Regions from separate parts of the Homo sapiens genome. Here region 2 is linked to region 1. Evidence: chromatin contacts called from ENCODE Hi-C or POLR2A ChIA-PET data. All regions are on one chromosome and are shown on one strand. Each heading gives the region's core, a stretch centred on a gene start or an enhancer-like site at or near the end of the contact. The rest is flanking DNA. Distances are from core to core; before and after follow the strand shown.

Region 1 (4,935 bases), core at 1,410-3,909:
TGGTCCCAGCTACTTGGGAGGCTAAGGCGGGATAATCACTTGAGCCCATGAGTTCAAGGCTGCAATGAGTTATGATTGTACCACTGCACTCCAGCCTGGATGATAGAGCAAAAACCTGTCTCCAAAAAATAAATAAATAAATAAATAAATAATACATACATACAACTCCCTAGGTGATTCCAGTGCATGTCCACAGTCAAGAAACTGTTGCTAGGCTGCACATTGGAATCACCTGGAGAGTTTTAACATTTGGTGAGGCCTTGGTCCCCTGCGCAGAAATCTGACTCCATTGGTCTGGGTTGCAGCCTGGACATAAGGGTTTTAGGAAGCACATTTTCCCCTATCCCTCTTCCCCCAGTGATCTAATGTGCAGCCAGGACTAAGAATCCTCAACTGAGAGAGCACAGTTGCAGAGGGCCAACAACAGAACACTGAGGACCCCTAGCCTAAGGGTCAGGCAAAAGCTAAGTCACCTGAAGGAGATGAAGAGAAGATGGGGGAGGAAAACTGGAGGTTTTGTTGGGGAGAGTTTCAACTGGAAGGAGTCCAGTCAGCAGTGCACGGTGCTGCAGGTAAGGACTTCCACCTGGGCGTGGTGCCTTCTTTCCTTTTTTTTTTTTTTTTTTTTTTTTCCCCTACCAAAAGCAGACACTTGAGATGTGGTACCTTTCAAGGAGGCTGGGCACCCCTGAAGGAAAGTCCAGAACCTCACGGGTCTTTTGCTCAGTAACAGAAACCCTTTTTCCACTGAGCTGCTTGATGGGCTTAGATGGGCAAACCTGAATTACCATGCTTAACAGAGCTACAGGGTCAAAGTTAGCTCAGGACGCAGAGTAAAAGGAGGGGTTGAAATCAGTAAGACGGCATGGCCAGTGAGAAACTCTTTGTGGCAGGGGCACAGAAAAAACTTTCAAAAGCTGGGTGACTGATATGCAGTGATAAGTTGTCAGTTATGAAATGTCTCCGCATAACTGCTCCAGCAGCCTGTAAACCATGTTATTCTGCTACACACAACGGCCTGAATTTGAGAGTTGGGAGTGGGGTGTGCACCAGAGACCTAAAGGATGAGAAGTTAACAGGGAAATGAGAGGTGGGTGGGGAGGGCATAGGACTTTCCCTGGGATGCAAGATGGGGATTTGAGCCATTCTTATCTAAGGGGAAGGGAGACATCAGGTCTGTAGAGGAGAACAGCTCATTGGCTTTAGAGGTCACTGAGCACACAGTGAGAGGAATTTCATTCCAGTAGGGCAAGCAGATCTCAATGGGCTAGAAAGTGAATAAAAGTGAAGAATTGAAGGCAGAAGACAGAACAGAAAATGCTGTCAATCTTTAAGTGAGCAAAGTGTCTCAGTCTCTGATTATCCTCTTGTATTTTAAAAGGTCTGCCTCTTATAGTCCCAGATTTTTTTTTTCTTAAAGATATATTTGTAGTCTCTTACAGTTAGTCATAAATAGATCTAGGTGCTGAATAAAGGAACTCCTCCATTTTCCATTTGAAAATATATGAGATAGATATCTCTGCTTTGCATATCATCAAGACTGCTAATCTCATTAGACTGAGCACATTAAGACATTGGGAGGAAGGTTATTTGAACTGCAATATGATCCTGTATTTTTGGCTTTAAACCAACAGGGAAGTATTTCTAATTGGAGATACAAATTTCACATTAAACTTTTTTAGGATATGGTTTGTGGGAGACAGACTGACACACTCTTAGAATCTCACTGTATTTTAAGAGCTTGTTTTGAAATTTTAGGCTTTCATTTTCCCACCCTGACCTCCCAGTGTTTAAAGTAATGCATACTTGTAAAATAGAAATGTTGGGGTGAGGGATAGAGTTAGGATCAGGAGACTCAAACACTACAATAAGGAACAGAGTAGAAAATGGAAGTCCTGTGTGATTGATCTGGAAGTTAGGGTGAGGAACATCTGCTGAGTAAAGTATAATAATTTGTTGCAAAAAATGATATTGCATCTCCACATGACCATTTCTGTAATGGCTGTATCAGAATATCCTGTTTAGTGCCTGTTCAGTGACAGGGAGTCCCTGTGGCCACAGAGCATGGTATAAGGAGACCTTGAGCCCAGTTTTTGGGTAAGACCGGAGGTTAGGGGGCCAGCAAATGGATCTGCTGTTAGGGGCAAAGCTGCTCTGGAAGCACCCACTTGCTCGCATGGGGTCTATACCTCAACCACAGTACCACCTCCTCCTGTGTCCCTCCTCCATAGTTACCTTGTTTTGACCCCTAGAGCCAGGGCTCACCATTGCACTGGTACCTTGGGGTCATTCCAGAATGGCAGACTATGTGTAAATGGAGGGTACAGGTTAGAGGATGAGCTTAGGGATTTGAGGTGCAGCTAGTGGGGCAGTGGGGAGGTGAGGGTGGACTCTGACCTTCCAGGCACTGTAGGCAGGCAAGGGGAGTGAGCTGCAGAGCCAGGCAGGAAGGGCGTATGGGTGGGAGCACAGCTCTGAAATGCTTTGCATAGTTTGCATTTTGCTTCTGGCAGAATGAACAATGGTTAGTCAAGTCCTGAACTCCCCAGGGGAAGCCTCCAGCCTGGTTTCTGCCACCGCTACCACCTCTGTTTTGAGGATTCAGGCACTGCCCCGTCTCAGAGGCACATTTGTGTCTAACTTTGGGAGATCGATAGCAAACCCTGCCACCTAGTGGCAGGCCGACTCACTTGGCAGGCACGACAAGTAGGTTGAAGAGATCTTAAAATTATCTACTGTAATGGCAAAGATAGCTTTATTTGAATGACAACTATTTCAAATCCTCACAGCAATTTTCTAAGTGGTTCTTACTATCCCCATTTTGTAATAAGGAAGGTGAGACTTAGAGGGCCTGGATGATACTTGCCTGAGGTCATATAGCTAAAGTGATTAAATGAGTTGAGTTTTAAAACAATTAGAACAGTTTCTCAAACCTTACAGAGCACTAGAATCTCCTGGAGGGCTTGTTAAGACACTGATGCCTGGGCACCATCCCCAGAGTTTCTGATTAGGTAGGTCTGAGGTGGGGCTGATAACCAGCATTTTAAAAATATATCTTATTTTTAATTGACAATAATTATATGTATGGGGTAGATGTGATGTTTTAATATATGTATACATTATGAAATGATTACATCAAACCAATTGACATTCATCACCTTACCTGCTTATCCTTTTTGGTGGTAAGAACATTTAATATCTACTTTTAGTAATTTTGAAATATACATTATTATTAACCATTGTCACCATGCTGTGCAGTAGGTCACCAGAACTTATTCCTCCTAACTGAAACTTTGCATCCTTTGACCAACAGCTCTTCTTCCATCTCTCCTCTCCCTCCCAAAACCTCTGGTAACTACCTCTCTACTCTGTTCTTCTATGAGTTTGACCTTTTTAGATCCCACATATAAGTGAGGTCATACACGGTATTTGTCTTTCCATGCCTGGCTTATTTCATTAATGTGCATTTCTAACAAGTCCCCAGGTGGTGCTGATGCTGGTGGCACACAGGCCACACTTTGAGTAGTGTTGGCTTGGAACAATGTCTGGCACAATATCAGCACCAAATAAATGTTAGATAAAATTGATAGGTGAAGGCAGAGTCAGAATTGACCTCAAGCCTGTCTGACTCTAAAACTTGTTCTCTTTTTACAACATCATGCTGCCTCTCAGGCTTAGTAAAATTCCATACTTTGTCCCTTGCTTAATTTTTTTTCCTTCTCAGAAAATAAGTTGGAGGCTGGGTGCGGTGGCTCATGCCTGTAATCCCAGCACTTTGGTAGGCTGAGGGGGGCAGATCACTTGAGGCCAGGAGTTCAAGACCAGCCTGGCCAACATGGTGAAACCCCGTCTCTACTAAAAATACAAAAATTAGCCAGGCGTGGTGGTGCACACCTATAGTCCCAGCTACTCAGGAGGCTGAGGCAGGAGAATCCCTTGAACTCGGGAGGCGGAGGTTGCAGTGAGCCAAGATTGCACCGCTGCACTCCAGCCTGGGCAAAACAGCGAGACTCCAGAAGAAAATAAGATGGCGGCCAGGCATGGTGGCTCACTCCTGTAATCCCAACACTTTGGGAGGCCGAGGCGGTCAGATCACAAGGTCAGGAGATCGAGACCATCCTGGCTAACACAGTGAAACCCTGTCTCTACTAAAAATACAAAAAATTAGCCGGGTGTGGTGGCACACGCCTGTAGTCCCAGCTACTCAGGAGGCTGAGGCAGGAGAATCACTTGAACCCAGGAGGCGAAGGTTGCAGTGAGCAGAGATTGCACCACTGCACTCCAGCCTGGGCAAAAGAGCAAGACTCTGTCTCAAAAAAGAAAAAAAAGAGAGAAAAAAAAAAGAAAGAAAATAAGATGGCTAGTTGGTGTTAGTTTTTGAAGTCATATCCAGTTTTGTGTGCTGGAGTGTTTATTGAAGGGCTAATTACGCACAGGACTTTCTTAGACTGTGGACAATACCACGGTGTGAAACACAGTTCCTGTCTTTCAAGAATTTTTCACCTTGGCCTGGGAAAACATGTCTTGGAAGTATGAAAAGATCACATCAATATAGGACCTTGGAAAAGTTACAGGCAGTGTGATGACGAGGTCAAACAGAGTTGGATCACTGAGGGCTGTGGCACTACAGAAGGTCCACGTGGGGGAAGGCATGAGCCAGCATCCTAGAGAATGAGTAAGACTTGGGTAAATAGAGCAAGGGGAGACCATCCAGGCAGGGGGAGGGAAGAACAGTGTTATAAGAGTAAGAAGGGCAGGAAGGGTACACACGTTAGTGAAGGACCTTCTGTGTATCAGATGTGGGGGTTGCATTTCCTAACCTGTCTCATTGATTCCTCAGAAGAGCCTTATGAGGCAGGTAATACTATCCTCCTGTTACAAGTAAGGAAACGGAAGGTCAGAGCAGTCAGGTGAGCTGCCTAGGGTCACAAAGCC
Region 2 (4,935 bases), core at 836-3,335, 170 kb before region 1:
TAATCCCAGCACCTTGGGAGGCTGAGGTGGGTGGATGACCTGAGGTCAGGAGTTCGACCAGCCTGGCCAACATGGTGAAACCTTGTCTCTACTAAAAATACAAAAAATTAGCTGGGCATGGTGGTGGGTGCCTGTAATTCCAGCTACTTGAGAGGCTGAGGCAGGAGAATCGCTTGAACCCAGGAGGCAGAGGTTGCAGTGAGCTGAGATCACACCATTGCACTCCAGCCTGGGCAACAAGAGTGAAACTCTGTCTCAAAGAAAGGAAGAAAGGAAGAAAGAAGGAAGGAAAGAAGGAAAGAAGGAAGGAAGGCAGGAAGGCAGTGGAGAGTATGGAGTAAATGCCTTCTGCCATTCCTCTGCCCAGAGTTCCTGACTGTCCCTTGGCTGCTCTGGATGTGGCTCCCAGGGCAGCCCTAAGGAGAGGTTTAGATTGCATCTCTCTCCAAGCCCAGATCTTCTCAATAGGCTCAGCTTTGCATGTTCCCTCAGGTACGGTGGGAGGAACACAAAGTTAGAACCAGAATTAGGAGACCTGGGTTTGGATCCTGGCTTAGCCCCTTACAGCTGCCTGACCTGGGGCAAGACATTTGCCTTCTCTGTGAAAGGGGATCACATCAGTCCTTCCCCTGTAGGTGAGGTAGTGAGTAGGAAAGCACTTTGTTAAGGAGAGAGGGTACAGACACTGGTTATTAACAGGTGCAGTCAACTTCAGGGAGCCTGGCCTTCCACACACTGTCTGAGAAAACTTCACCCAGTGGTGGTGACCCAGGATCTGTGCCATGCCAGGTATTTTAGAGAATGAAATAGGTTTTGGCCCTAGGTTTGTCCAGAGCTCTCTGAAATATGTTATCAAATGAGTTTCCTGACAGTAGCAATGAGTAAAAGAATCCTCTGCCCTCAAGGCTAGTTGAGTGTAGGAGGCAGAAAGAGTTTGGGACAGGTGTTGAGAAGGGAGGGATCCAGGAAGCCTTCGTGGGGAAAGTGACATTTGAGTTGGGCCTAGACAGAGGCTTCATTATGCAGGAAAAGGAGCAGGCAAAGGTTACAGCAGAAGCAAAGAAGCAACTTGTTTAAAGGGGTGGGGTAAGGAGTTCCTGGGAGGCTGTTTTACATTCCCTTCATTTCTCAAATGAAGATGAGGTCCAGAGATGGGAAGTGGGTTTCCTAGCAGGGATAGGGTAAGCAAAGGTTAGAACCAATGCCCAGCACCTCACCTGGGGCTGTTTTCACCACGCCTCAAGGGTGCGTCTCTACTCGGAAGCCATTTCTCCTGGTTCTGCCTCCTGCCAGGCTGTTCTGTCTTAAGGAGGAAAAGGAGGGAGCAAAAGTTGTATTTACCAAAGGAGCTGGTTGGGCAGGTCTCCTTTCCGAGGTCAAAGTCAAGGCCAAGGTTGGCCTAGCTGGCTTCTGGGGGGCGGAGCCAGGCCTTGGCTGGCCACCAGGTCAGTGGGGGGTGTGGGGGATGGGAGGTCGGGGAGGCTTTTGGTTGGGAGGGAGTGATCACTGGTGGGGACTGAGGTTTTTCCAAGGCATTGCCCCTGTGAACAGTGGGCTGAAAAGATTACAGCCCACACATTCTTTCTCAGCAGATTAGGGCCATGGGAGATTATGGAATACACAGGAGGCTGTAGGAGGCCTGCAAATTTCCCATTTGGGGCAATTAATTTGATGGATTGTAAAACAGCTCACTGCTTCCTCTCCGCCTTCCCTGGGCTGGGTTGGGCTGGGCAGTAAGACTGGCTGGAGAATGTGGCTGGAAATGCCCTTGCCGGTGTTCTGCAGTACCTGCTTGGACCACCTTGTTAAAACCTTCTCTGGGCAGGGGCTCGGCCTGCCCCTTTCCTGCCTCCCTTCCTGGTACAAGGAAGATCATATAGTAGGTGCTACATAAAGCTATGCAGAGCTGATACTTATCTGATTGGGGCCTTTCCAGGATGTTGGTAGAGGTGGGGCTCATGGTGGAAGCTCTGGTTTATAGATGGGGAAGCTGAGCCCCAGCGGTGAAGTCACCTGCCCAAGGTTACTCAGGTTGTTGGTGACAGCTGGGACTCCAGCCAGGTTTCTCTACTCCTGGGCCAGGGCGTCTTCTCCCCACTTGTGTGCTCAAAGTGAAAGTGAAATAAATAGTGAGCAATTTTTATGGTTTCTCTCCCCTGACTTCCTCCTTGCCTCCAGCCAGTCAGTAGGGTCCCCACTTTGGTGACTGTGGGCAAGGTGTGACATGGTTCTGCTGGCATCTCCCCAGCAGCTTTGCAGCATTCCCAGGAGGGCTCTGGTGGGGCTGCACTTTTCTTATGTACTCAAAATGTGTCTGGGCTCATTCGATGCCTCCCTTCTCCATGGGGTCTTGCACCTGTGATTTGTAACAGATTCTTGTGATTAGTCCTTTCTCTGGTGCCTCCTAAAGACCCCACTGTCACCAACTCATATCTGCAGCGGTGCAGATGGTTCCGACTGGTTTTCTTGCCTCCATCCTGTTCTCCCTACAGGGGCCCAAATACCTCATCCTGATATGCTTCCTGATGAGGGCCTTCAGAGGTGTCCTGACTTGGGCTTCTCTTCCTGTGTCTGTGTCCTGTTAAAGCACACCATTCCCCTCTGGCCTGAACACACTCCACAACATCATAAGCTGTAGCACTCTCTTGCTTCTTTGTCTTTGCTTTTGTAGGAATGCCCCCTTCCATCCAGGTAATTCCTATGCATCCTTTAAGACTCAGGCATTACCTGGGAAGCCATCTGTGGCCACCCGCCATCAAGGGTTTGTGATATCCCTCCATTTGTGCTTTCATTCATTTAGTTAGCAGTGCTTTCATTCATTTGTTATGTACTGAGAAGCTTTTCTGAGCCTGACAGTGTTGTACTGAGGAGTACAGTAGTGAACAAAAGGAGGGTGCCTGTGGGCATGGAGCTTGCATGCTAGCATCCTCTCTTGCCACATATCACCTTAGTCTGTGTAATGTCTCTCTGTCTCTCCCTCATTAGCCTGTGAATTATCTTTATGTTTGATTGATTCACATATCTGTCCCCAGCACTCAGCACAGTATTAAGTAACAAGCACAGTGTTTCTTCAAGCAAGAAAACTTAAAATGTTAATGCGGAATGAACGGATGGATAAGTGGTTCCGCCTTCCCTGCCCCTCTTAGGCTGTCTAGCTGTTGTGTGTGGCTGTCCCCACCCCCACCCCAAGAGCTCTCTTGCCCCTTGCACTCTTGGCACTGCATTTGCTGCTCACGTGACTGTCCTGCTTCATGTTACACCTTTTTGTGTCTACATCTCTCTCACATTGTTGTAAATTTCTTCAAGGCAGGGTCCATTCTAGTTCAGTTTTGTGTATCTGGAATTTCTATACTTGATATTAGCCAAAAGGTTGAGAAGCAAGTGTACTTGGAATTTCTGCCTGTCCTCACATTCAGTAAAATGAACAGCAATTCACAAAGCAATGTGTAAAGAAATCAAAATGTAAGGACACAACTAGGTGCCTAGGAGTGGGTTGGTTTATTCATAAACGTGTAGTGGGCACCTGCATGCCAACCCTGGGCCAGGTGCTGGGCATTCTTAGATGAATGAGGCAGAGGCATCTGCCTCAAGGGCTTCTGAAGGCTTCCTTCCTTGAGGAAGAAGAACATGCAGACAGGGTGAGGAGGTGCCCAGCCCGCTGGCACCCAAGACACTTATGGTATAGGATATCCGGATCCTTCCTTTTGATGAAAGAAGATGCCATCACAGAGTTAAGGGGGCTGTCAGGCCTCAATTTTAATCCCACTTCTGTTGCTTGCCAGCTGTGTGACCTTGGACAAGTGAGTCAACTTTTCTGAGCTTCAGTTTCCACATCTATAGTCAGTAGCTAGTAAGAACATCTACCTTGTAGGGTCATTCATTCCTTTATTAAATGAATATTTATTGAGTGCCTACTTGGAGCCAGGCATTGTTCTAAATGCTGGGATGGGATAGTGAACAAAATCAATAAAGGTCTCTGCCCTCATGGAGCTTACGTATTAGCAGGAGAGAAAGAGAGCAAACGAAATGGTTAAAATATATAGTATCAGAGGATGGTAAGTGCTATGGAGAAAAATGAGCAGGAAAAGGAGACAGGAGGCCTGGGTGTGAGAGTGGAATGGTCAGAAGAGGCCTCTTTGTGGAGATGACATTTGGGTAGAGATCTGATCAAGCCATGTAGGGGCAGGACATGCCATGACGAGGAAACAGCAAGGAGGCCAGAGTGGATGGAGCTCAGGGAGTAGGAGTTGAGACTGGAGAGGTGCAGGCCCTTGACTTGAGCTTTCACCCTGAGTCAGCAGAGAATTCACTGGACGGCTTTGAACAATGGAAGGCTTTGAACAGAGGAGTGGCATGATCTGACTTTTGCTTTAGAATAAGGATAATTATTCTAAATATTTATTCTAAATATTCTAATTATTCTAAGTACTTATTCTAAATATTTTAATTATTTAGGATAATATTCTAAAATATACTTATTCTAAAGAAAAGTCAGATCATGCCATTCCTCTGTTAAATTATGGTTGTTGTACGTAGAATAGACTGATTAAAGATAATGTAGGTAGCATGTTTAACACAGTACCTGGTATGAAATAAGCCCTCATTAAATGGTAGTTTTGTTCTTCATGATAATATTATTTTAAAATTCTTTTTATTTTTTATTATTTTTTGAGATAGGGTCTCACTCTGTTGCCCAGGCTGCAGCCTCGACCTCCTGGGCTCAAGTGACCCTCTCACCTAAGCCTCCTGAGTAGCTGGGGCCACAGGTGTATGCCACCATGCCTGGCTAATTGTTAATTTTTTTTTGTAGAGACCGGGTCTTGCCATGTTGCCCAAGCTGGGGTAATATTATTAAAGATGGACCTGGGTGCCTTCTAGTCTTGGCCTGGGCCCTCATTCCACCTATCTTCTGCCCTTTTGGGAGCTACGGCATCC

The links. Hi-C counts contacts between places; a loop is a spot of excess contacts on that map. ChIA-PET counts read pairs that join two places held with the same protein, here RNA polymerase II (POLR2A). Pooled maps may share reads with other maps.
Region 2: a pooled map shows a loop between it and region 1 (3-fold over the local background). The contact joins two enhancer-like sites. A Hi-C loop is called at or near these places in 7 of 50 pooled maps. POLR2A ChIA-PET finds 5 or more read pairs at or near these places in 2 of 52 experiments (activated T-cell and endothelial cell of umbilical vein).

The regions. Positions count from the first base shown.
Region 1 is chr11:16,818,200-16,823,134 of GRCh38, reverse strand. The region is part of intron 10 of PLEKHA7 (pleckstrin homology domain containing A7); the gene reads left to right. Among named protein-coding and RNA genes, the nearest start is that of C11orf58, 82 kb to the right of the region's middle. Within about 2 kb of position 2,659, at least 5 of the 41 ENCODE cell types and tissues checked have a DNase peak (open chromatin) inside an H3K27ac peak, as active enhancers do.
Region 2 is chr11:16,983,786-16,988,720 of GRCh38, reverse strand. All of the region lies in intron 3 of PLEKHA7 (pleckstrin homology domain containing A7), which reads left to right. Among named protein-coding and RNA genes, the nearest start is that of PLEKHA7, 28 kb to the left of the region's middle. RefSeq lists an enhancer at 1,817-2,266. Within about 2 kb of position 2,085, at least 17 of the 41 ENCODE cell types and tissues checked have a DNase peak (open chromatin) inside an H3K27ac peak, as active enhancers do.